Regions from separate parts of the Mus musculus genome. Here regions 2 and 3 are each linked to region 1. The links are chromatin loops, found by intact Hi-C in ENCODE. Cell type or tissue: heart. All regions are shown on one strand. Each heading gives the region's core, and the rest is flanking DNA. Links, peaks and the distances in the headings are about the cores only. Region 1 holds the start of Gatc (glutamyl-tRNA(Gln) amidotransferase, subunit C). Region 2 overlaps Coq5 (coenzyme Q5 methyltransferase). Region 3 holds the start of Rnf10 (ring finger protein 10).

Region 1 (10,551 bases), core at 3,469-5,968:
GCAAGTCTCCTTTGGATAGTTTGACCTGCTGATAGTTCAGGACAGCAGCAGCCACATCATACTGTTAGTGTTCCACAACAAACACAGTGAAATTCTGTCTTAAAAAGGGAAATGCAGCCCGGTGGTGGTGGCGCACGCTTTTAATCCCAGCACTTAGGAGGCAGAGGCAGGTGGATTTCTGAGTTAGAGGCCAGCCTGGTCTACAGAGTGAGTTTTAGGACAGCCAGGGCTACACACAGAAACCCTGTCTCGAAAAAGCAAAAAAAAAAAAAAAAAAAAAAAGGGAAATGCAAACACTGGCGCCACAGTCCTGGGCCAGCGTTTTTGCAGCAACTTCACAATCTAAAGTGCTAAACAGGCCTGGCTGGGCTTGAGGAAGGGACAGTTTTGTTTGGCTTTGGTAGTGCCGAGGAACCAGCCAAGGACTTCATGCTTACTGGCCTTGGGGCATTCATCTATGAGATTTTTATTTTACATGATTGGAGGTTTCCCCTGTGTGCTTGTACCCATAGAGGCCAGAAGAAGGCATTGGATTCCCTTGTAGTTAGAATTACAGAGAATTGTTAGCTACCATGTGGGTGCTGGGAATTGAACCTAGGTCCTCTGGAAAGGCAGTCAGTGCTCCTAACCCCTGAGCCATCTTCTCCAGCCCCAGAAGGTTTTTCAAAAATAGTTTTTAGTTGGGTATATGTGAGGGGGTCTGAGCGCCCTTGCCTTGGGAGACGCTGGAATTGTGGGTGGCTGTGAGCCACCTAACGTGGGTGTTGGGACTCAATCTGGGGGTCCTCGTTGCAAGAGCTGCAGCATATGTTCTTAACTAAGTCATCTCCAGCCTCTATCTGTTTTTTGGGAAACGTGGTCTCCTTTAATCATTGACGAAACTCAAAGCTTGCATCAGTCTTGCTGGAGCATCCCAAGTCCTACAATTATGGGTTTGAGCCACCATGGGCAGTTTCAGGCCAGTTGTTTACTAAGTACCTGTCGTCTTTACCAGGATTCTTCACAGTGAGTTTTAATGCTCTTTAAGATATCCATTTCCATAACCTTGGCATCTAGGCTAACATAAGCTATGCACTTTCCTGTGAGGAATGAAAACTAATTCTTTCTGCATCCTAGTCCCAATGAGGAATCCTGGTTGAAAAGGGGTTACGAACTACTTATCTCCACCTATAACTGTGGACAGCGATTTACCCCAGTAACAGGAAGTTCTTAGCAGCAGAGAGGAGGGGGGCTTTGCTTCTGATCTTGAACTGTACAACAGTTGGATCACTTTGCTTCGGTGACTCCCTGGTTGCTTTGCACTACAACTTGTATCTGCAAAACTTTCCCCTCCCATTTCTGTTTTCACTTTGCTACAGACTTAGAATGAGAGCTTGGCTGACTTATTCCAGATATTAGGAAGCTAGAGTTACAGCTCAAAGGTAGAATACTTCCTTTGCAAAAGGCTTGATGAGGCTGGAGAGATGGCTCAGCGGTTAAGAGCACTGACTGCTCTTCCAGAGGTCCTGAGTTCAATTCCCAGCAACCACATGGTGGCTCACAACCATCTGTAACAGGATCCGATGCCCTCTTCTGGTGTGTCTGAAGACAGTTACAGTGTACTTACATAAAATAAAAAATTTTTTTTAAAAAAGAAAAACTTGTTTTTAAAATTTGTGTGTGTGTGTGCACACGCGCAACAGTGCATATATGGGGATCTGGACAACTTGGAGGAGTCGGTTCTCTCCTTCCACCATGTGACGTGGGACTCGGGGTTTGAGCTACGATCATCAGGCTTGGCAGCAGGTGCCTTTATCCACAGAGCCATCTAGTTTTTGTTTTAATAAAGTGTTGAAGTATTTGGCTGCAGTGAGATGTTAGTGAAGCTGGTCTCTGGATTTGCTAAGACGGCAAAAGGGGTATTTAGGAGTTACTACATGGCCTGTCACAGCATTACTTGAGAGTTACAGGGTTGAGTCCCAGGTCCTGGCTTTTCTTGTGAAATTCTAAGCCTGCTTCTTGTATGAAACTGGCACTCTACCTCAGAAGTCATATAAGTTGTATAAGATAACTGGACACAAACTCCTAGCCCAAGGCACTGCCACACTAAGGCTTTGTAGATCAACCCAAATAATACATTGTAAATGTGTAGACAGACTTCTACTAGCCAGTCGGGGCTTTGGCTGCAATCATGGCTGTTGCCTAAGACTGCTGATCACCTATGGATCACTAGGATGTTTTGAGTTCAGACAAGCATTTAAAACACTCAAGTCACCAGGCGTGGTGGCGCACACCTTTAATCCCAGCACTCGGGAGGCAGAGGCAGGCGGATTTCTGAGTTCGAGGACAGCCTGGTCTACAAAGTGAGTTCCAGGACAGCCAGGGCTACACAGAGAAACCCTGTCTCCAAACAAACAAAAAACAAGTCAGGGGCTCAAGAGATGGCTCATGAGCTAAGAGCATTTAGCTATTACAGAGGGTCTGGGTTTCGTTCCTTGTACCAACATGGAAGTTCACACTTCCTGAAACTGCTCTGGGAGCTCTCACAGGCACCCCCTTCCAACCTGTGGATTCCTGCACACATAGGCATAGACTTGCAGGCACATACATTTAAAGATTAAAAGCACATTCAAGTCTGGCCTGAGATGCTGGGATTCATGAGGCCTATTTTTTTGAAGTCCTATAAATGTCATATTAAAATGACTTGTCGGGTTCATTAACCTAAAACGACATAATTTATGGTAAGAAATTCAGGCCACTGAATGACAAGCTCAAATTTGATCCACACCATGACAAAAATACTTCTTGTCTTTTTTTTTTGTTTGTTTGTTTTTGACTCCTCCCTTTGTAGCAACTGCATTTCTTTAGTTTCTCCTAGAAGACAGGAAATCCTGACTCTTGAAAAAAATTACAATTCTAAAATTTTGTATGTGGCAGAGGTATGTACTATAGTGTGCCTGGGGAGGTCAGAGGAAAACTTGTTAGAGTCTATTTTCTGCCTCCACCATGTGGGTCTTAAGGAGCAGACTAAGATCATCAGAATTGGTAGCAATTGCCCTTACCCGCTGAACCCACTACCACCACCACCACTGCTGGCTCTTTAATTCTATTCTCTCCCCCAAATAAATTAATGAGATGTTTATTTGAGCATTTCCCAAGTATTTACTCAGTGCTAGACAAAAGAAAAAAAAATCCAAACATGATTCATGCTATTTGGATAAACAGAAGGGGGAAGGCAGAGAACTAACATTTAAGTAGATATGCTGTGATTAGCAGCGCTTTTGAATACCAGTAGAACCATATATTTTTTACTGTATAAAGGAATAAAAGAATTAATGGCAGTCGACAACTTAAGAGAGGAGAAGTAGGTGGGATAAGGAGCTGGTAAAAAGCAAGGACTGAAAATTGTGGGGAAAAAAGTAACAGGGAGGGAGAAGTCAAGAAGCTGAAAGAACTTGACAGTGTTAGCTTGGAGAGATGGGGAGGGGCTGTGACAGCCGAGGACCTGAGGACCTGAAGACCACGAGCACGTGTCGTGAAGATCTTGGGTGGGAAAATGACATCAGGTATCTGATGTGAATTACTGGGTAATATTAGGCAAATAGTGTTAACCTCTCTGGATCTGAGCATCAGATCAAAGACCCGAAGGTGAGAAGGACAGGAGACTAACAAGATTTAAACTTTGCAAAGCATTTCAGTGACTTCATGAAACCAATGCAATGGGTGGTAACACAGCAAGATAACCTTGGGTTCAAAGCCATTCCGCGAAATTTTAGCCAGATTCTGTCTTAAAAAAAAAAAAAAAGCCATAACTTGTTATTTGGATATCTCGTAATTAGCATATGAACTGACTTGAGGTTATACATATAAATAGTGTTTGACTTCTTCAGATATTTAATCAGATGCTCAGGAAGGCAAGTGAAAACACTTTAAGGAAATAAACCTGGTTTGTAAGCCAGTCTAGGCTGGAGGGTACTGAGGGGACAGCACCCCCGAGAGGGCGGGTAAAGGGCTCTTTGAAGTAAGGGATTCTCGGACTTGGTTCCTATTTACATCGAGACTGAGAAGACTAGAGGGTTGTAAACGAGAGTGACAGGATCAATAATGAACTAGGGGAAGAGTGAAGCCATCCTCGCGGAGACTGGACAAATTTCCAATTATGCAAAGGACCTGAAACAGCCTCAAAGGTCCGAGACCGCAGCCGGGAGTTTACCTGTCCTCCAGTACCGACTCTAGGGGCTCCACACCGTCAGTGTCCACGGCGTGCAGCTGATCCGCAAAGGCGATGGCTTTCTCTAGCCGGTCCACCGCCTCGCGGCTGCCGAAGTTCACCAGCGCCAGTCGCTCCAGATGCTCGATTACCGCGGGGGACACGCGACCGCTGCCCTGGGGGACGAGACGTGGAGCCTGGGTCCCCAGCCCCGCCGCCTGGACCTTTCCCTGTGGATTCGCTTTGGAAGCAAAGCTTCGGCCCGCGTCCAGCGGGGCCCGAAATCGCACACTCGCGGCCCGTGACCACATTTCTTTTGCTTCTCGGCCCCCGTAGGGACAGACGGTAGGGCGGCGCGCGCGCGGGGTGGGGGTGAGGGGGTGTGTGACGACATCAGAATGCGTCGCCGTCACCGCAGCTGCCATCACCGCCATGAACAGCGTCGGGGAGGCTTGCACTGACATGAAGCGCGAGTACGACCAGTGCTTCAACCGCTGGTTTGCTGAGAAGTTCCTCAAAGGGGACGGCTCCGGGGACCCGTGCACCGACCTCTTCAAACGCTACCAGCAGTGCGTGCAGGTGAGTCTCGCCCGGCCTCGCCGCAGCAGCCTGCCCTCCTCGGCCATCCCCCGAAACCGCCAGGCTGTCTCCACTTGACACACCGGGATGCCTTTGCGGTACTTTGCTTTATACAGAGTACATTAGTATTTTGTTGTTATTGCTCATTTATTTGGGATTCATTCCAAACGTGCAAGTAGCTATCATCCGTATCTTTAAAAAATTGGCGTGGCCGGGCGGAGGTGGCGCACACCTTTAATGTCCTAGCGCACGGGAGGCAGGGGCAGGCGGATCTCTGAGCTCGGGGCCAGCCTGGTCTACAGAGTGAGTTCCAGGACAGCCAGGGATATACAGAAAAACCCGGTCTCCAGAAAAAAAAAAAAAAATGTGTTCGCGTCTGCAATAAGGGTGGAGACAACTTCCGGGAGTCAGATTACTCCTTTCACATTTATATGGGTTCTGGGAATAAAGTTCAGGTCACTAGTCTTGGTGACAAGGCGTTCTATTATCTATCTATCTATCTATCTATTTTTTTCTATTATCTATATTTTACACATGGAAAAACTAGCAGTCAGAAATAGGAAGTGAATGGTTCAAAGGAACTAGAGTCTGATGACCTTGCTTATTTTGGTGGTGCGTCATTTCATTGTTATTAGGAGTGGATGGTGTTCACAGTTTTCTAGACCTAAGGTAAGGCATTGCAGAGGTCGCCTGTTTTGTTGCGATCTTTTCATTGCTCTGTTTTCCTCCGCCAATTACCTGTTGTAGCCAGTAAGATTTGATTTCAGACCAGCACTTCAAACTTAACCTAAAACTACCTCTCCATTCCAGAAGCTACCTTTAGTCAGTTCTCAGACAGGGATGGTAACTCAAGGTCACAGAGCCGATTCGGAGTGAACACTGTCACTAAGATAGAGATAGGCACCTGAACTGACCTTCAGGCCTCACCTCCCAAGAGCAGGTGTTCATACCACACAGGACTTACATTACAGTCTGTACAGTGGCACTGTTTTGTTAAAACAGGACTAAGCCGTACTCACTTTTAATCCTAGGATTCAGAGGCAGGCAGGGTGTGTGGGTCCCAGAATAGCCAGGGTTACAGAATGAGACCTTGCCTCAAAAAAAGGGTGCCCAGCTGGGCAGTGGTGGTGCATGCCTTGAATGGTGGGTTTCAAGCCCGTCCAGTTCAGTCTGGTTTACCTCTGTACCATTACACCTGTCACAAAACATGGACTGCAAGCTATCATGGACTGATAGTGCATTTTCTTCCTCCTTTAGAAAGCAATCAAGGAGAAAGAGATTCCTATTGAAGGCCTGGAGTTCATGGGCCATGGCAAAGAAAAGCCTGAAAACTCCTCTTGACCTGCCTGCCACTTGGAAGACATCAGTAAAGTGAGAGGCTTCTGGATTCTGTCAGGGAAGGCTGTGAAGCTGGCATGGGATTCCAAGATGTTAAAGGTGTTCTCCTCCATTCTGAAGCTGTCATTCCTGCTTTGAGGCAACTTCACCTTTGCTGGCATCCTGAAGAACCCCTCGTGCCACAGCGGACCAGCTTCTTGGGGTTATGGTTGCAAACTATGGTCTGGCATCAGCTTTAACTGGTCCTTGGATATGAGTATGGTAAACTGGTCAGGATTAAGGATGGCAGCATTTGCTGCGGAGGACCTGGGTGAACTATGGGAGGCATTGCTCATGGGGCTCGGTCGGGACCTCTTTTTCCTCTCAGGGATGCTCTGAAAAGGGATGCGGACACAACCCATTCAATCACTGCTTGGAAACATGATTGTAGTTTTATAATAACACTTCCAACTGCTGGTGGCCTGGGTTATGGAAAAAGACAGCTTTGCGGAGCTCTTGCCTTAATGAGGTGTCAGCTTACCATTCAGAATCTTCAGAAATGACATAAACACCAACTTTGGAGCTCACAAGCCTTGCTGCTCACAGCTCCAACCCCTGGGGTGGCCGTGCAAGAGTCACCTGCGTCCCAGGTTTGCTGTGGCTAACTTTCAACTCCACGAGTTCAAGTCAGTGTGCAGATCACATAAAAGGGGGGTGCGCCTGGCTAAGTGGGGGAAAGGTGCTTACTGATTTTTGTTTGCTTACCATGCCCTAAGGCTGTAATCATGAAATGAAATAAATCTTAAAATTCAAACTTTACTCTTTGCTCCCAAAACCCTGCACTTTATTGAGCATTTATGTCCCGTTGCCCCAGGCATCTCATTTCGTTGCAGAGCCGGCTTGCCCTGTAACTTGATTTGTTTAATTAAGTCTAGGTCAGCACTTAGATTAGAAATCTGACTTTCAGGCCTGCCTCTGCGGACAACCTGCCGGATCACACATGCTCACCTGTATAAATGGCTCCTTTAAATGTTATGTATTGTGGTCTCAGAACAACGGTAGGTGGTCCTCACAGCAGCCTACCTTGACCAGGACTTAGTATATCCATAAAGAGGTGAGAGCTGTTGGACAAAAGGTTTGCACTCTGGGTTGCTAAGTACTACTTCATCTTCATTTGGCCAACCCTAATGCCATTTCAAAACATTTTAATTTTTAGAAAAATGTGGCTATCAAAAAATATCCATATTTTTCAACTGGTTAAGGGTCATTGTCTAAAAGATCACAAGAGATTTCTTAGCCTTCTATGAGAGTCCTTGGAATGTAGCTCAGGTCACCCGTCATACCTGATTTCTGTGCTACTGAGGTCAAACCCAGGATTTCCTGCACTCCAGCGTTTATCACCTGAGCTACATCCCAGGACCATTTTTGTTCAAGGCAAGGTTTCATATAGGCCGGGCTGATGAACTCTTGATCCTCTGCCTCCACCTCCCAAGATTATAGGTGTGTGAGGCCACACTGTGGGGGGTCTCAGTTACTTTTCTATTGCTATGAAGACACCGTCACTAAGGCCACTTGTAAAAGTTTGAGACTCACAGCTCCATGATCATGTCAGGGAAATGGCAGCAGATAGGCAGGCATGAAGCTGGAGCAGTAGCTGAGGACTTCAGTGCTGATCCATAGACACAAGGCGAGCGAGCGAGCAGATTGAAAATGGACTGATTAAAACTTCAGGGCCTGCCTGCCTGCCCCCAGTGACTTATCTCCAACAAGCCCATGCTTCCCAGATAGTCCTACCAACCAGGGATTTAAACCTATGTACTGATGAGGCCATTCTCATTCCAATCACACTGGGGTAGCAGTCATTATTCATGTGTGCTCACATCAGTCCCTCCCCTCCTTCCAGCGTGCACTTCCTGGGCATCAAACTCTGGCCATCAGGCTCAGCAGCTAGCACTACCACGGGCTGAGCCAGGGTGGCTTTGAACTGTGGCCCTCCTCTGGCATCCTCTGGCCTCAGATTACTCTTCTCAAGTACCAGAGGTCTTTTGTGGGGGTGGTGGGGGCTAGCAATCATTTTCCACTATGGTGAGAAAGACTTAACCTTTCAGAATAGACTTGAGAGTCACTGAAATAATGGCACTGCACACACCTTAACATGGCTACTATCCATGGTGAAGGTGGGGCGACAGCCTAGGAGTTCAAGAGCAGCTACTCAGACTCCTTGCTTTACACCGTATCCGACACTAGAACTGCTCAGAGTAGCATGATCACTCATCCTGACTTCAGCCTCTTAAAGGTCTTCCATTTGATGGGCAACTGATGGCGATGCTGTTGTCTGGTAACTACCACTGCTGTGTTGTTGGTTTTCCTAGACAGGGTTTCCCTTGTAGCCCTGGCTGGCCTGGAATTCGCTGTGTAGACCATGCTGTCCTTGATCTTGGAGCTCTGCCTGCCTCTGCCTAAGTGCTGGGATTAAAGCACGCACCATCGCTGTCTGCCTGAGAAATTCTTTTCCTAAAGGTAAGAACTCAGCTCCTTTTGTAGATTGCAACAGGAGCTGCTGTGACGAGAAGAGCTGACTAAAGCTCATGTACTTTGTTCAGGGTCTGTGCAGCCTGGACTGACCTGAAACCTGCAATGCAGCCCAGTCTTTGAAGTTGTCACGCATGTGTTACAGATGGTAATCAGCGGCAATTCTATTGATCATCCACTGTCTGTCAGGGAGCCCATCCCAATGGTAACTCTACCTCTCTCTGCTCTTAGTCATTTAGCTCTCTACCCATGCTAAGCACAAGAAACCAGCAGGGAGCCAGCTAGAAACGGTATTCGGTCAGCTAAACCAGATCTGAACCACTGCAAAACAGCAAAGCAATGTCAGTGTCTGAGAATAAAATCGTACCGTCCAGCTCACGGACCATCTGAGTTTAAGTTATTTATTTAAGGCATCTCCTCTTACAAGCAGAAGGGATGGAAGATCAGAGTAATGGTCGCCATCTGAGGAAAGGAGACACGAGCTTAGCATCCAAAGGGTTTTCGTGGTCCACACAGAGTAAGGGTCCAAAACCAGTGCTGTGGTCCCTTTGTTGCCTGGGGGAGGCCAGGTTCTCTTTACTCATCTTCATAGCCGGTCGGAAGTGGGTTCACATGAGGGTTGTGGAAGAGGGTATGGTTACCGTCTCCCCAGGGGAAGGGCTGCGGAGCGAAGATGTCAATTAGTTATTTCCAGAAAATGCTCAGAATCGAAAGAGGTAATACATAAAATCAAAATGGAAATGTGCCTTTACTGGCATAGATTTACTGACATAAAAATGTCAACTTTCCCAGAGCTTTTTCTTATTTTTTTTAATGTAACTTTAATTTATTTCTGTAATTATGTATAAGTACTCTGTCTTCACAAAAGAAGGATTCAGATCCCATTACAGATGGTTATGAGCTGCCATGTGGTTGCTGGGAATTGAACTCAGGACCCCTGGAGAAGCAGCCAGTGCTCTAACACCACTGAGCCATCTCTCCTTCGAAGTAGATGGTAAGACAAGCAAGCGCAAGGTAGCTCCCCGAGGAAGGGGATGGCTCAGCAGGTAAGAGCATCTGTTGTTCTGCACGTGACTATCACCCATCCACGGCTGGCAGCTCACATCTGCTACTACTCCAGCTCTAGGGGATCTGAAGCCCTCTTCTCATGTGCACACACACACAAATAATTTAAAAGAAAATAAATCTTAACATAAGATGTTGGAAAGGTGGCTCAGTGGATAAGATCTGTTCCTTCAAAATTCTCCCAAACTTCAGATGAGGTGACTCACAACTGTGACACAAACACCTGCACTCACGTGCACATATGCGTGTGCACACACACTGACTGCTATTCCAGAGCTCCTAGAAGAACAGAGGTTGCAGAAGGACTAGAAAACTGCGACCTAAATTCAATCCTTTTGCTCACTACCTTTTTAAAAAAAGACTAACTCAGGCTAGAGAGATGACTCAGCAGCTAAGAGCACTGACTGCTCTTCCAAAGGTCCTGAGTTCAATTCCCATCAACCACATGGTGGCTCACAACCATCTGTGATGGGATCTGATGCCCTCTTCCTGTGTGTCTGAAGACAGCTACAGTGCACTCATAAAAATAAATCTCAGCCAGGCAGTGGTGGCACACGCCTTTAATCCCAGCACTTGGGAGGCAGAGGCAGGCAAATTTCTGAGTTCGAGGCCAGCCTGGTCTACAGAGTGAGTTCCAGGACAGCCGGGGCTACACAGAGAAACCCCGTTTCAAAAAACAAAACAAAACAAAACCAACCCCCCCCCCCCCGCAAAAAAAAAAAAAAACCAAAAAAACAAAAGAAGAAGTTCTGTCCTCCTATAGAGTGGATCCCAAGAGACTAGCCCTCACTGGCAGACTTGGCAAGGTTGCTGAAACAGGGTTTCCTTATCTAGCTAACCTGGAACACTAAATAGAACAGTCTAATCAA
Region 2 (2,500 bases), core at 1-2,500, 56 kb before region 1:
TTCTCTGTGTAGCTCTAGCTGTCCTGGGACTCACTGTGTAGACCAGGTTGGCCTCGAACTCACAAAGATTCACTTGCCTCTGCCTCCCAAGTGCTGGGATCAAAGGCGTGTGCCACCAACCCTGGTGTGCCTGGAGCTTTTCTTTTCTTTAAAGATTTATTGTATATATATGAGTGCTGTATCTCCATGCACCTGCGTGGGACAAGAGGGCATCAGATCCCATTACAGATGGTTGTGAGGCACCATGTGGTTGCTGGGAATTGAACTCAGGACCTCTGGAAGAGCAGTCAGTGCTCTTAACCACTGAGTCAGGAATGGGAGCATGCATCTGTAATCAGCTCAGGAGATCATAGCGGGAGGATCAGGAGTTGAAGGCCAGCCTCAAGGACAACATAGACATTGTCAGATGGGAATGAAAGGAGTAGAAACGTCCATCCTCACGTATCCCTTCTTGGCCTCTTATCACTCTTAGGGGCTTGGGAGACCGTTTGCTTGGTTTTGTTTGCATCTTCTTTCCTTCTGTTGGCTTCCCGCAGGTGACATTGCGTTCCGGTTCCTTAGTTACGTTCAGGCACAACATCAGAGGAGACAGAGGAGACAGCTAAGGACTCAGCAAAACCTATCCTGGGAAGAAATTGCCAAAAAGTACCAGAATGAAGAGGATTCCTTGGGAGGTTCACTTGCCACGGTCTGTGACATCAACAGGGAGATGCTAAAGGTTGGGAAGCAGAAGGCCTTGGACCAAGGACACACAGCTGGTGAGTCCCCCGGCAGACACGGGCAGCGTCTGTCTGCGTGTGTGTACAGTAAGAGGTGCCCGTCGGGTGCTGAACTGTCAAGTGCTCCAGCTTGTGGAAGTGTGAGCAGTCAGCAGCAGCTGAAGATGGTGTGTGTGCTTAGCACAGCTCGTAGGTGTGCCCCAGAACTGGAGCCACACGCTGAGCTTGACCAGCAGCCTTGTGTGGCCCCAGAGCTCAAGGATCTTCTTTTCCGTTATGATCTTTTTTTAATGTGTCTGGTGTTTAACCTGCATATGTGTCTCTGCAGCCTGAGGTGCCTGGTGCCTACAGAGGCCAGAAGAGGGCATCAGATCTCCTAGGACTGGAGTGACAGAGGATTGTAAGCCAACTGCATGTTGGGACTCAAACTCAGGTCCTCTAGACCAGCCAGTGCTCTTAACTGCTGGGCCATTTCTCCAGCCATTTTTCATTTTTTTTTTTTTTTTTTTGGTTTTTGGTTTTTGGTCTTTTGAGACAGGGTTTCTCTGTGTAGCCCTGGCTGTCCTGGAACTCACTTTGTAGACCAGGCTGGCCTCGAACTCAGAAATTCGCCTGCCTCTGCCTCCCGAGTGCTGGGATTAAAGGCATGCGCCACCACGCCCGGCAATTATTTTTTAATTACAGTTTTTATTTAATGGAGAAAGGGGACATGAACTATGCTGATGCTGTAGCACTCCTGTGGAGGTCAGAGACAATTTGTGGGAATTAGTTTTGGGGATCAAACTCATATCATCAGGGTTGGCAGCAGTCACCTTTACCCACTGAGCCATCTCACTAGTCCTAAGAATCTTCTTTTTCAAGTTTGTTGTTGTTGTTGTTTTGTTTTATTTTGTGTTGAGACAGTATCTTAACTCTGTGTATAGCCTTGACTAACCTGGAGCTTACTCTGTAGACCAGGCTGGCCTTGAACTCATAGCAGGATCTTCTGAAGTCATACAGTTTTCTCTTTCTTTGTTTGTTTTTAAAATATTTATTTATTATATGTAAGTACACTGTATCTATCTCCAGACACCCCAGAAGAGGGCATCAGATCTCATTAAGGATGGTTGTGAGCCACCATGTGGTTCCTGGTATTTGAACTCAGGACCTAGGCCGAGCATGGTGGCGCAAGCCTTTAATCCCAGCACTCGGGAGGCAGAGGCAGGCGGATTTCTGAGTTCAAGGCCAGCCTGGTCTACATAGTGAGTTCCAGGATAGCCAGGGGTATACAGAGAAATCCTGTCTCAAAAAAACAAAAAACGTGGTTGTAAGATTTAGCTTATGAATCATTCAAATTGAAAGAATTACCAGGTCATTGTTAATGACTTAGTCTATTAAGAATCTTATGTATTTTTGTAAAGGAAAAGCACTTGTAGATATTTAATCAGTACAAGGTCTATGTCTGTTTTGCAGGAAGAAAATGCTGCTTAGAGATTCTCTTTAAATATTTTTTTTACTTTTGTGCTCCTGTATTTTCTGTTGATCTTTTGAATGTTCTGTACAAAATTGTCTGACTGTACTGTTGAGCTGGATACATTTTTTTTTAACTCTGGGCTTAGCTGTGTATATTTGACCATGTTGGAAATAGTATCTTTGTTATTAAATTTTTGATTGTAAAAAAAAAAAAAAAAAAAAAAACAAAAAACAAAACAAAACAAAAAACTGAACTCAGGACCTTTGGAAGAGCAGCCAACCACTCTTAACCACTGAGCCATCTCTCCAGCCCTTCTTTTTTTTCTTTT
Region 3 (10,551 bases), core at 5,846-8,345, 67 kb before region 1:
AAAAAAAAATCAACTCCCTTCTCTCTTGGTCTTCCAAATACCACAAAGTCTGAAGGGAGACATCTCAAGTGAGAAACCAACCGGCTCTTATCTCCAAACCCAGCCAACACGCAGCTGAGGACTGATCCTACTGTCCTGCCTGGGACCCAAAGATAAAATTCACAGTGCTATTTTTGAAATGTTTTCTAGACAACTTGCCAGGACACACTAGTGAATAACCAGGGAGAAACGGCCCTCCTCTCTCAGAAGGAACAAGAGGACCCACATCAGATTTTGGAAAATAAGTTTCTAGAAGAATTTTATTTTATGATTTTATTTGTCTTCTCCATTTCTTTGTTTTCATTTTTGTTATGTTGTTTCTGGCCCACTCTTAAACCTCAGACTGGCAGTTCCCAGTTCCAGCTGTGCATCAGGGTCACTTCCAGGGCTTTAAGATTATGAATGCTGCCCGGTGCTGCAGTTCTCGGGAGGTTGAGGACAGGAGAATACAGATGAGAACTCAAGCCCAGCCTGGACTAAGTAGCAAGTTCAAGGCCAGCTTAAACTATGCAGCAAGGCTAAGTCTAAGAAATTAAGGAAAAAGAGAGGTGGGAGAGGGAGGTCAAGCAAGCTGGGCCTAGTAGCACGGGCCTGGGATCTCAGTCACTCAGGAGGCCATTGCCATGAGGTCACAAGCCCAAGGCCTGCCTGCTTGGCTACAAACTCAGTTTAAGCCAATCCCAGCTAATGCTCAAATGATAATTTTTTTTTTTTTTTTTTAAAGATTTATTTATTTATTTATTATATGTAAGTACACTGTAGTTGTCTTCAGACACTCCAGAAGAGGGAGTCAGATCTTGTTACAGATGGCTGTGAGCCACCATGTGGTTGCTGGGATTTGAACTCTGGACCTTCGGAAGAACAGTCGGGTGCTCTTACCCACTGAGCCATCTCACCAGCCCTCAAATGATAATTTTTAAAAGAGGCTGGAGACACAACTCAGTGACCAAGTCCCTGCCTAACTTACACCAGGCTCAGAACCCAGTGTCAAAAATAAATAGATAATAGAGCTAGAGCTAGAGCTAGCTCAGGAGTTAAGAATCCCTGACTTTCCTTTTCCAGAGGACCCTCACTGGGTCCACACAATCATCTGTGACTGTACAGGAATTCAGGTGCCAGCACTCACAGGACACTGGGTGTCCAGCACAACCTTTAACCCTAGCTGTGAGGGGACAGCAACATTTAAGTCTGATTACCCAGTAACCCAGCTTCTGATCCCAGGTGACAGGAACAAAGTCAGCACAGTGGTTCACACTGCCAACCTCAAAATAACTGCTTCATAATACCCGACCTTCCCTTAACCTCCGCCTCGGGAGGAGGAACAAGAGCAGGGTTCCTGGACAGGGACTACAGCTGGCCTACAAATCCCTGACCTGTCTTGTCTATAAATATTTACTTTCTCTGTTCTTTCTCTATGGCATCCCCTGGTCCCTAAATTTCTTCTCTCCTCTGGGCTGTATTGTTGGGACAGTCTCTTGGTAAACTCTTCTAACAGTCTTAGCCCTGCTGGAAGAAAGCTGTAGAAATATAGCCAGAAACGGGATGTTTTGTTAAGTATTCAAGGCAATTAGCCAAGGCTGTAGACTAAAAGATCAAGAAACTCCTGGTAGTCAGATTTACCTATGACAGCATACCAGTGAAGAGCAAGCATAAGCTAGCCACAGAAAACAAACATATCAGATATATTTATGTAGTTAGAAAGCAAAGGACCACTTACAAACTTCCACAGCTTACAGATGCCGAGGGAGGGAGAGGCTAAGCCATGGTGGTGACACACACCTACAGCTCCAACACAGGCCCCTCAGGAACCTCAAGGCAGAATGGGGTCTGGTTCCTGAGACATGAAACTGTCTCCAGAAACCAAACACATTTTGTGTGTTTTTCTTTGTGTTGGCAAAAGAAAGTGAAATGGTATCTTCATTCCACAATCCCATTCTTCCGAGTCAGGACTCTGAAACAGTCCTGACACTACCCACTGCTCCGTGCACATCTTAGTCACATCTCCTTCTCTAGCAGACCTCTCAATGGCAATGCTTTCTCATGTTGTTGGCAACAGAGTCTTACTATGTGACCAGGAAGCCCTGGAACTTGCTCAGTAGCCCAGGGTAGCATCAAACTCTTGATCCTCTGCTTCGGCCAGTGAGTGCTGGGATTACAGGCTGTCCCCACACACTCGGAGCCTTCATTTAGTTTCTTTCTTTTCACTCTTCTTAGTTTTTCTAGACAAGGTTTCTCTGTGTAACCCTAGCTCTGTAGACCAGGCTGGCCTCAAACTCAAAAGATCTGCCTGCCTGGCTTCCCAAGTGCTGGGATTAAAAGTGTGGACCACCACGCCCGGGTTATTTTATTTTTTATGTGTATGGTACTTTGCTTGCAAGTTTGGCTGCACAACACATGTATGTTTATGACTGTGGAGGCAGAAGACAGTATCAAATTCCACAGCACTGTGGAGCTGGGAACTAAACCCAAGCCTTCTGTAGGAGCAACAAGTACCCACTGAGCTAACTCTCTAGCCCCTGCTTCATTCATAGTTCTGTGATTGTTTTACTAGGGTTCTGATGTGTTTCTGAGGATCAATGCCAGGCCCGAAGATGGTGCCTTGCCTGTCTATAGTTCCAGCTGGTCAAGGGGCCTGCCACCAAGCCTGACCACCTACCCAAAATAACACATGTAGGGAAAAATAGATTAAAGAAAAGGTCAGTCAGGAATGTGGTAAAAAGCCTTCATCACATCAGTTCTCTTGCTTAACCTTTTAAATGTATCACCATCCTGTGGGTGCAGGATGTACAGGTGGAAGGGCGTGAAGTCAGGTCTTTCTTCCTTCCTCTCAGAGGGCATGGAAAGGTGGAACACCTACTCTAACTGCTAAGCCATCCTACCTCACTGAACTCTACTACCCTCTCTTATGCTGTCTGATATGTCACAAGCTTTGGCCTACTGCTCACTGAACAATAAATAAAGCATTTATTGCAGCTGACTCATGCAAGAATGTTTTATTGACTTAGGGAGGGCCCTAAAAAATTTAAGTTGAGAACTCTTGGAGAACCAAAGCTTAGCATTACCTCTACAAGCAAGGCTGAAGTCATCCATTACTCTGAGAAACCCTCAGACCTCTCTCCAACAACAGCCAAGATTTACAATAAAACTACACATGTGCAAAACTCCAGAATCAGTTTATACGGTTCAGAGGCGAGTTACACTAACACCTGCTTAGACAGTAAAGCACTGGTACATCACAGCGAAAACTGGTCCCTACCCAAGTTACACAGGCAACTTCTACACATCCTCAGGTAGACCTGGTAATGGAGTTTGTCATACCCTACAGATAAACTCTCAGTCAGTAAGCCTTATAATTTTAGTGCTTTTTTTTTTTTTTTTTGCTCTTTAATTTGAGGGGGGTGGGGGGATGCTAAGGATCAAACCCAGGGCCTTGCATATTCTAGGCAAGGTCTCTACCACTGACCCATACCGTCCAGCTCTTTGAATCTTAGACTGTCAGCTCAAAGCTCCCCATCTGTCACACATGCTCTCTCTCACAAAAACACACTGCGGAATCCAAACAAAGTTACTTGCACATACATCTTTGCACTAAATACATCCAGTGATGTTTGGCACTGGAAAACTACGGGGTGTGCTCTTCCAGGAGACCCCCTCTCCCACTCCCAGTGTTACTAAGTCTCCTGGAGTTCTTTGTGTAGGGTTCAGGTTCCTAGGCTCCTCCCCACGCTCAGGTTCACTGGTGGATATGCATAGAACTCATACACATGCTTGCTGACATGTATATGCACATGCATACAGATGTGTGAAAGAAGGACATGAAGGAGATTAGCGGAAGGTTACACAGGAAGCTTTGGAGGGAGGAAAGAGAAGGAGAAACATTGTAATTAAACCACAATCTGAAACTTGGCTGTGTCTGAGATTTTGGAGGTGCTTGAGAAGCAGAGGCAGGTGGATCTCTGAGTTCAAGGCCAGCCTGGTCTATAGAGTGAGTTTCAGGACAGGCAAGGATGCAAAGAGAAACTTGTCTCGAAAAACCAAAAGACTGATTGAAAAAAAAATTACTATCTCAAAAATACTGCCAACATGGTAAAAGTTTAAAAGAGATTTGTACACAGCTCTGACACAAGATGGAGAATGCTGGACTCGGGATTCTGCCATCTCCTAATCCACAGCCTAGTTTATTCTCTGCGGTGGAATAACTCCTGGCTAGACAGGTTAAACGATTAGAGTAGTGCTATCACACCTAAAAGCCTACCCGTGTGCTTTGTGCATAATCAGTAAGTAGTATTATTATATTATTATAATAATATCATTATTATTATGTTATAGTAATACTAAGAAGCCTGACTACACACATCACTCTCTCTCTCACACACACACACACACACACACACACACACACCATGAAAGCCAAGCCCATATAACCTACCGCACACAAACAGGCATAATATTTAGGCAAAAAGTTGTCAAGTACTCTAAGCGCTTAGCCCATTTACTTAATAGTGTGTATTAGCAAACTCAAGGACTGAACCTAAATGAACTGAATGCAGGGTCTGCATGCTTTACTATCACGCCGAGCAACGCCATCCCAACATGAGTCCTCTTAAACAGAGGAGCAGACCCGGTGCCAGATTTAAGTCTGAAAATCCTCGGGCCTCACCCTCTCTTATTCAAACTTGAATGCCACCCAAAGCTAATCCGACACTAGAAGAGAAAACAAAGTCAATTGTTTTAGAGCCTGGACCGACGGTGAGTCACACAAAGCCAGGTCTTGAGGCCTTCTGTGAGGTGCTTGCCACCTGGATGACCTTAACCCTTTCCAAAATCTCAGATCCCTCATCTGCAAAATGGGGCTAAGAATAGCGCCTACTTCAGCCAGCTGTTTTGAATATGAATGCAAGGGCCCAAATTAACCACGCAGCGCAGATCGGCTTAACCGTAAATACTGGATGTCAGTGCAAGCGGAAGGTGGGTCGTTTGTCCCTCCTCCCCCAAGTGACCCGGCAGACCCGCCGGCTCTTACCACTCTTGGGTTTAGACTCGCCGGCCGGCCCCGCCGAGGCGGAGCGGGGCGGCTGTTGCCCTTTGCTGCTGCCCGAGGAGGCGGAGGAGCTGTTGGAGCCGCTGTTCTTGTCCATGTCGGAGGCGGTGGCGGCGGCGCTGGGGGAGCTCTGCGGCATCAAAGGGGGCCTCGGCGGCGACGGCGGTCGGAGCGGAGCGGGCGCGGCGGGGACCCAGGCTCATGGCGTTCAGGGCCGGCGGGGGTCGGCGGCGGCAGCGGTTCTCGGCCTTCATGGCGACATTTTTCCTTGTTTCCTTCCTCAGCTTCTCAAAATGGAAGGAGAAGCGGCAAGGTGGGGTTGTGGGGCCCAGAGGCGGCGGTGACCGAAGAGGAGGACGAGGACGAGGAGGAGGAGGAGGAGGAGGCCGGGGCTCGGAGGTCCGGGCCGGGCCTGGCGGGGCAGAGGCTGCGGGGGAAAGGGAGGCGCGGGAGGGTCGCGAGCCCCGCCGGCCGGCCGGACACGCTCTCCCGCCGCGGGGCAGGAGAGAGGGCTGGCTGTCTCGGTGCCGGGGACCGGGGTCTCCGACACAGCGACCGACACTCGCCTCTGGGCCGAGGCCGAGCTGCTCCGGGAATGGCGACGAGTCGCCAAACAGCATCTCCAAGAACCCGGATGGACTATTTATATAGTTGCCAGGCGGGCGTGGTGCATTCTGGGAAGTGTAGTCTTTTACCTACATCCGGGTCCTAGGGGAGGGACCGCTTGTGCCTGCCAATGCTTTTTTTCTCTCTTCCCTGTTCGAGGTTTCTTTTCCTTCCCGCCTCCCTAGCGGGTTCCTTCTTTTTGAGACAATGTTTCATTTTGTAGTCCTAACGGGACCTGAACTCTTTGTGTGCAACAGTCTGGCTTCCAATTCACAGATATTCCTCGCCAGTGCTTGGATTTTTTTCTTTTTTTAAAAAAAAGATGTGTGGGTGTCTGGCCTCCTACAATACCAAGCAAACACGTGGTATACAGACATACTCATATAGACAAAACACCCATACACAAAATTTTTTAGAAAACCAAGTGGAGTGTGATGGCCCACCTGCAATTCCGGTGCACCGGAGACAAGAGATCTGGAAATTCCCAGAACAAACTGGCTAGCCAGACTAGCTCAAATGGTGAGTCTACCTAGCCATTCTGTGAAGAATGTGGAGAGTCTTGGAGGAAAACACTCAATGGCAGCCTCAGAACTCCATGTACACCTGTGCATACGTGTAAGATTTTTCATACACGTATGCATGCCACATTCATATATAAAGATCGGTAAGAAGCAACATTCGAAACACCAACAAAGAGAAACAACATAGTACAGTTAAGTAAGGAGATGCTAATCAAACACGTTTCAATAGAAAAGCATCCCAGCTTGAGAGGGATAAAAGAGGACTTCTTAGAAATGCTGTGTCATGTGACACACACAGGACGAATGGAATTTGGGGGGGGGGGGCTGTTAGGGATCAAATCCAGAGCTCCATGCTCACAATCTAGTTTTCTACCTCTAAGCTACTACCTCATCTAGCCGATGAGTGGAATTTTAGCAATCGTGTATGTAGGAGAACTAGAGTGGCTCATGCCTGTATCACTAATACTCAAGAAGCAGAGACAGAAGACGGATGCCAGTGGTGCACATCTTTAATCTCAGCACTCAGGAGGCAGATGCAGGTGGATCTCTGAGTTCAAGGCCAGCCTGGTCTACAGAGCAAGTTTCAGGTCAGCTGGGGCTACACAGAAAAACCTTGTCTCAAAAAAATAAATAAATAAACAGAGACAGGAAGTGCAGAGTGTAAGGCTAGCATGTGCTACATAGTGAGACCATGTTCCTTATAAGAGAGAAAAAGAATAAAAGCAGACAGTGTAGTGTAGTCACAGGGCCCTTGCATGGGCAAAGTTCTGATTTGATCCTCAGTATCATAAATGGGAAAGGAACAAGAATGTGCGGGCCAAGCCAGGCAGTGGTGGCGCACACCTTTAATCCCAGCACTTGGGAGGCAGAGGCAGGGCAAAAAAGAAAGAAAAGAAAAGAAAAAAAGAAAGAAAGAAAAATGAAAAAAGCAGGAGTCAGACTCTTATTTGGTTCCTTATTATCATATAGTATATGAGATATTATTTAGTATGGAAGGAATCAGTTTAAAATGACATGGAGATCCATAGAACTATAACTTGGGGGGGAGGGGTTTGCTAGAGAGATGGCTCGGAGGTTAAGAGCACTGAATGCTTTTCCAGAGGTCCTAAACTCAATTCCAAATCACAAACATGGTGGCTCACAACCATCTGTAAGGTGATCCACTGCCCTCTTCTGGTGTGTCTGAAGATAGCTACAGTGTACTCACATATATAAAATAAATAAATCCATTTTTAAAAAGGAACTATAATTTTTCAGTTTTTTGGTTGTTATTTTATTTTTGTGTTTACACATGTTTTACCAGCTAGTATGTCTGTGCCATGTGTCTCTAGATACCAGAAGAGAGGATTGTATACCCCAGCACTGGAATTAAAGCACCATATAGGCTCTGGGAATCAAACCCAGGTCCTCTGGAAGAGTAGCTAGTGTTCTTAATTGCTGAGCTATCTCACCTGAAAGGACTCTGGCTAGCCTGAGTGTGGTGAGCATGGCTCTGGCAAGCCCTGCCTTCTCTCCCTATTCCTTCTGCCTTTCTAAAAACCATGAAATTATCTTCCTAAAGCTAGCCCCCAAGGTCTGTTTCCTTATTTGGCCACATCCTGCTCCTGAGGCTGACTACCAAGGTCCAGCTATCAAAGTATTGAAGTGAAGAAATCAGAAGCCTCCTTTGGCTCAGCTAATTAACATGCCCACGCCCACTTAAAGTTAAAGGCCTCATCCTAACATGGGGTTTTCCCTTTTACCTTTATAAACTGCTATTTTCTTTTTCTTTTCTTTTTCTTTTTTATTTTTACTTTTTTTTTTTTTTTTTTTTTTTTTGGGTTTTCGACCTAGGGTTTCTTTGTGTAGCCCTGGCTGGCCTGGAACTCACTCTGTAGACCTGGCTGGCCTCAAACTCAGAAATCTGCTTGCCTCTGCCTCCCAAGTGCTGGGATTAAGGCCTGTGCCATCACTGCCAGGCATCTGCTATTTTCCTATGAGCCATGTCTGTCTCCTCTCTATCCAGAGGCAAGGCTTCTTCCTATGGGACAAATGCCCCTCCCCCTCTTTCCTGTTCCCTTCATCTTCTCCCTCTTCCTCTATCTCCTTCCTATCTTTGTCCCTTATCCCTGCCCTCTCTCCCTCTGGAGGAAATAATCTCCTTTGAAAATTGAGAACTTGGTCTTGGGGGTCCTGAGTGATACTTTTCCTTTCATCACTGGCCCCAAGGAGTTTGTTTTTGTTTGTTTTTGACAGGATCTCACTTTTTAGTCCTGGGTGACCTGGAACTCTCTATAGAACCAGTCTAATCTCAGACTTACAAAGATCCACCTGCTTGTGTCTCCTGAATATGCTGTAATTAATGGTGTATACCGCTATAACCAGTAAAAACTTTTTTTATTGTTGCATTTATTTTTTGTTTGTTTCCTCTCTCTCTCTCTCTCTCTCTCTCTCTCTCTCTCTCTCTCTCTCTCTCTCTCTCGTGTGTTTGTGTGTGCGCGTGTGCGTGTGCGCGCGCGCGCACGCGCATATGGGAAGAGTATATACCATGGTTCACATGTACAGTAAGAGGATAACTTGTGGAAGTCAGTTCTCTCCTACCAGGATGAAATTCAGGTTGTTTCAGGTTGGCAGGAAACACTCAGAGCTATCACACGGCGGCCTACAAGTATCCTTTAAAAAGATTCCCCTGTAACGAGGCTGGAGAGAAGCGCAGTGGTCAAGAGCGCTTGTTCCTTTGGCTGTCGGGATTTGGTTACCAGCATCCTCTTCGGGTGGCTCACAACCACTCCTAGTTCCAGTTTCAGGTGTCTGGCGCCCCCTTCTGGCCTCCGAGGGCACCAGATACGCATGGAATCATTTAGCATACATGCAGGCCAAACACTCATACACTAAACTAAAAGTAAACACCCTGGCTGCTGTGCGGGAGCACGCCTTTAATCCCAGCACTAAGGAGGCAGAGATAGGTGGATCTGGATCTCTGAGTTCGAAGCCACCCTGGGTTCCACGACAGCCAGGGATACCCAGAGAAACCCCTGCCTGGAAGAGACACAAAACAAAACAAAACAAAACAAAACAAAACAAAACAAAACGGACAAGGAAGTTGTAGAGGGCACTTCAGGGGGAAAGTTTTTTTGTTTTTTGGATTTTTATTTTATTTGTTGTTGGTTTGGTTCTTTTGGTATTTTTTTTTCTGAGACAGCGTGTCTGCTATGAAGCTCTGACTGTCCTGGAACTCACTCTGTAGATCAGGTTGGCGCCATACGCCACCTGTCTCTGCCTTCTGAGTGCTGGGATCGAAGGTGTGCACCACCACCAAAGCAGACTGCCCTTCTTTTGTTTTGTTTTTAAGACAAAGTCTCGCTATGTAGCCAAGGCTGGCCTCCTACTCTTAATATTCTTGCCTTGGCCTCCCAAATAATGATCTCTAGTAGTTCTTGTTTGGTTTTATGCTTTTGTTTGTATGTGGCGAGGGATAGTAGGTATTGAATCTAGACATGCTTGGACATGCTAGGCAAAGATTATACCTCAGTCTGTTTCCTACTTTTTATTTTGAGACGGGGCTCACTGTGGTGTCAGAGCTAACCTAGAATTTGGAATTATCCCGCCTCAGCATCCCAGCTCAAGTAGCTGGGGCTACAGAGCTTCACCATCAAGTCTAGGACTCGTTATTCTTCACAGTTACACACACACACACACACACACACACACACACACACACTTTTTTGTGTGTCAACTTGACACAAGCTGGAATTATCACAGAGAAAGGAGCCTCCCTTGAGGAAATGCCTCCATGAGATCCAGCTGTAAGGCATTTCTCAATTAGGGATCAAGATTAGTGGAGGGTCCATTGTGGATGGGGCCATCTCTGGGCTGGTGGTCCTGGGTTCTACAAGAAAGCAGGCTGAGGAAGTCATGGGGAGCAAGCCAGTAAGCAGCACCCCTCCATGGCCTCTGCATCAGCTCCTGCCTCCAGATTCCTGCCCTGTGTGAGTTCCTGTCCTGACTTTTTGGTGGTGAACATCTATGTGGAAGTGTAAGCTGAATAAACCCTTTGCTTTCTTGGTCATGATGTTTGTGCAGGAATAAAAACCCTGACTAAGACACACACACACACACACACACACACAGAGAGAGAGAGAGAGAGAGAGAGAGAGAGAGAGAGAGAGAGAGAGAGAGAGAAGAGCATGCTTCAGTTGGAAAATGTAGTGTGATGTCCAGAAGGAACAGCTAAATCCCAAGGTCTACTCTGACACACAACAGAAGTACAGCAAGTTCTAAAATACTGTGGTGAAACTTTATTTCACAGAATGAAGACACGAGAATGCTAAGTGTGTGGATGAATAATTTCTTCCTTCTGTCATT

Evidence for each region. A loop is a pair of places that touch in the nucleus more often than their neighbours do. Peaks named below come from ENCODE experiments on the same cell type or tissue, not always from the same donor. Only the 100,000 strongest peaks of a DNase experiment are listed, where the experiment ranks them.
Region 2: it touches region 1 in a loop (2.7-fold over the local background); 14 of 42 quality-filtered maps call a loop at or near these places.
Region 3: a loop joins it to region 1, with 2.7 times the contacts of the local background. A loop is called at or near these places in 13 of 42 quality-filtered maps.

The regions. Positions count from the first base shown.
Region 1 is chr5:115,336,650-115,347,200 of GRCm38, forward strand. Gatc (glutamyl-tRNA(Gln) amidotransferase, subunit C) reads right to left here and starts at 4,512. Exons shown (of 3, transcript NM_029645.3): 1 at 4,193-4,512. The coding sequence starts at 4,500. Triap1 (TP53 regulated inhibitor of apoptosis 1) reads left to right here and starts at 4,582. Exons shown (of 2, transcript NM_026933.3): 1 at 4,582-4,768; 2 at 6,026-6,904. The coding sequence starts at 4,622. The coding sequence ends at 6,109. It overlaps Cox6a1 (cytochrome c oxidase subunit 6A1), which reads right to left. Exons shown (of 3, transcript NM_007748.5): 3 at 9,003-9,277. The coding sequence ends at 9,194. In heart, for the core only: no CTCF peak of the experiment used is centred there; a DNase peak (open chromatin) is centred at 4,442; H3K4me3 peaks cover 2,500 bases; H3K27ac peaks cover 1,252 bases.
Region 2 is chr5:115,283,855-115,286,354 of GRCm38, forward strand. It overlaps Coq5 (coenzyme Q5 methyltransferase), which reads left to right. Exons shown (of 7, transcript NM_026504.2): 3 at 537-758. Among named protein-coding and RNA genes, the nearest start is that of Coq5, 5.4 kb to the left of the region's middle. In heart, for the core only: a CTCF peak has its summit at 1,080 (motif pointing right); no DNase peak of the experiment used is centred there.
Region 3 is chr5:115,267,195-115,277,745 of GRCm38, forward strand. Rnf10 (ring finger protein 10) reads right to left here and starts at 5,701. Exons shown (of 17, transcript NM_016698.2): 1 at 5,063-5,701. The coding sequence starts at 5,219. In heart, for the core only: a CTCF peak has its summit at 7,377 (motif pointing left); no DNase peak of the experiment used is centred there; H3K4me3 peaks cover 459 bases; H3K27ac peaks cover 562 bases.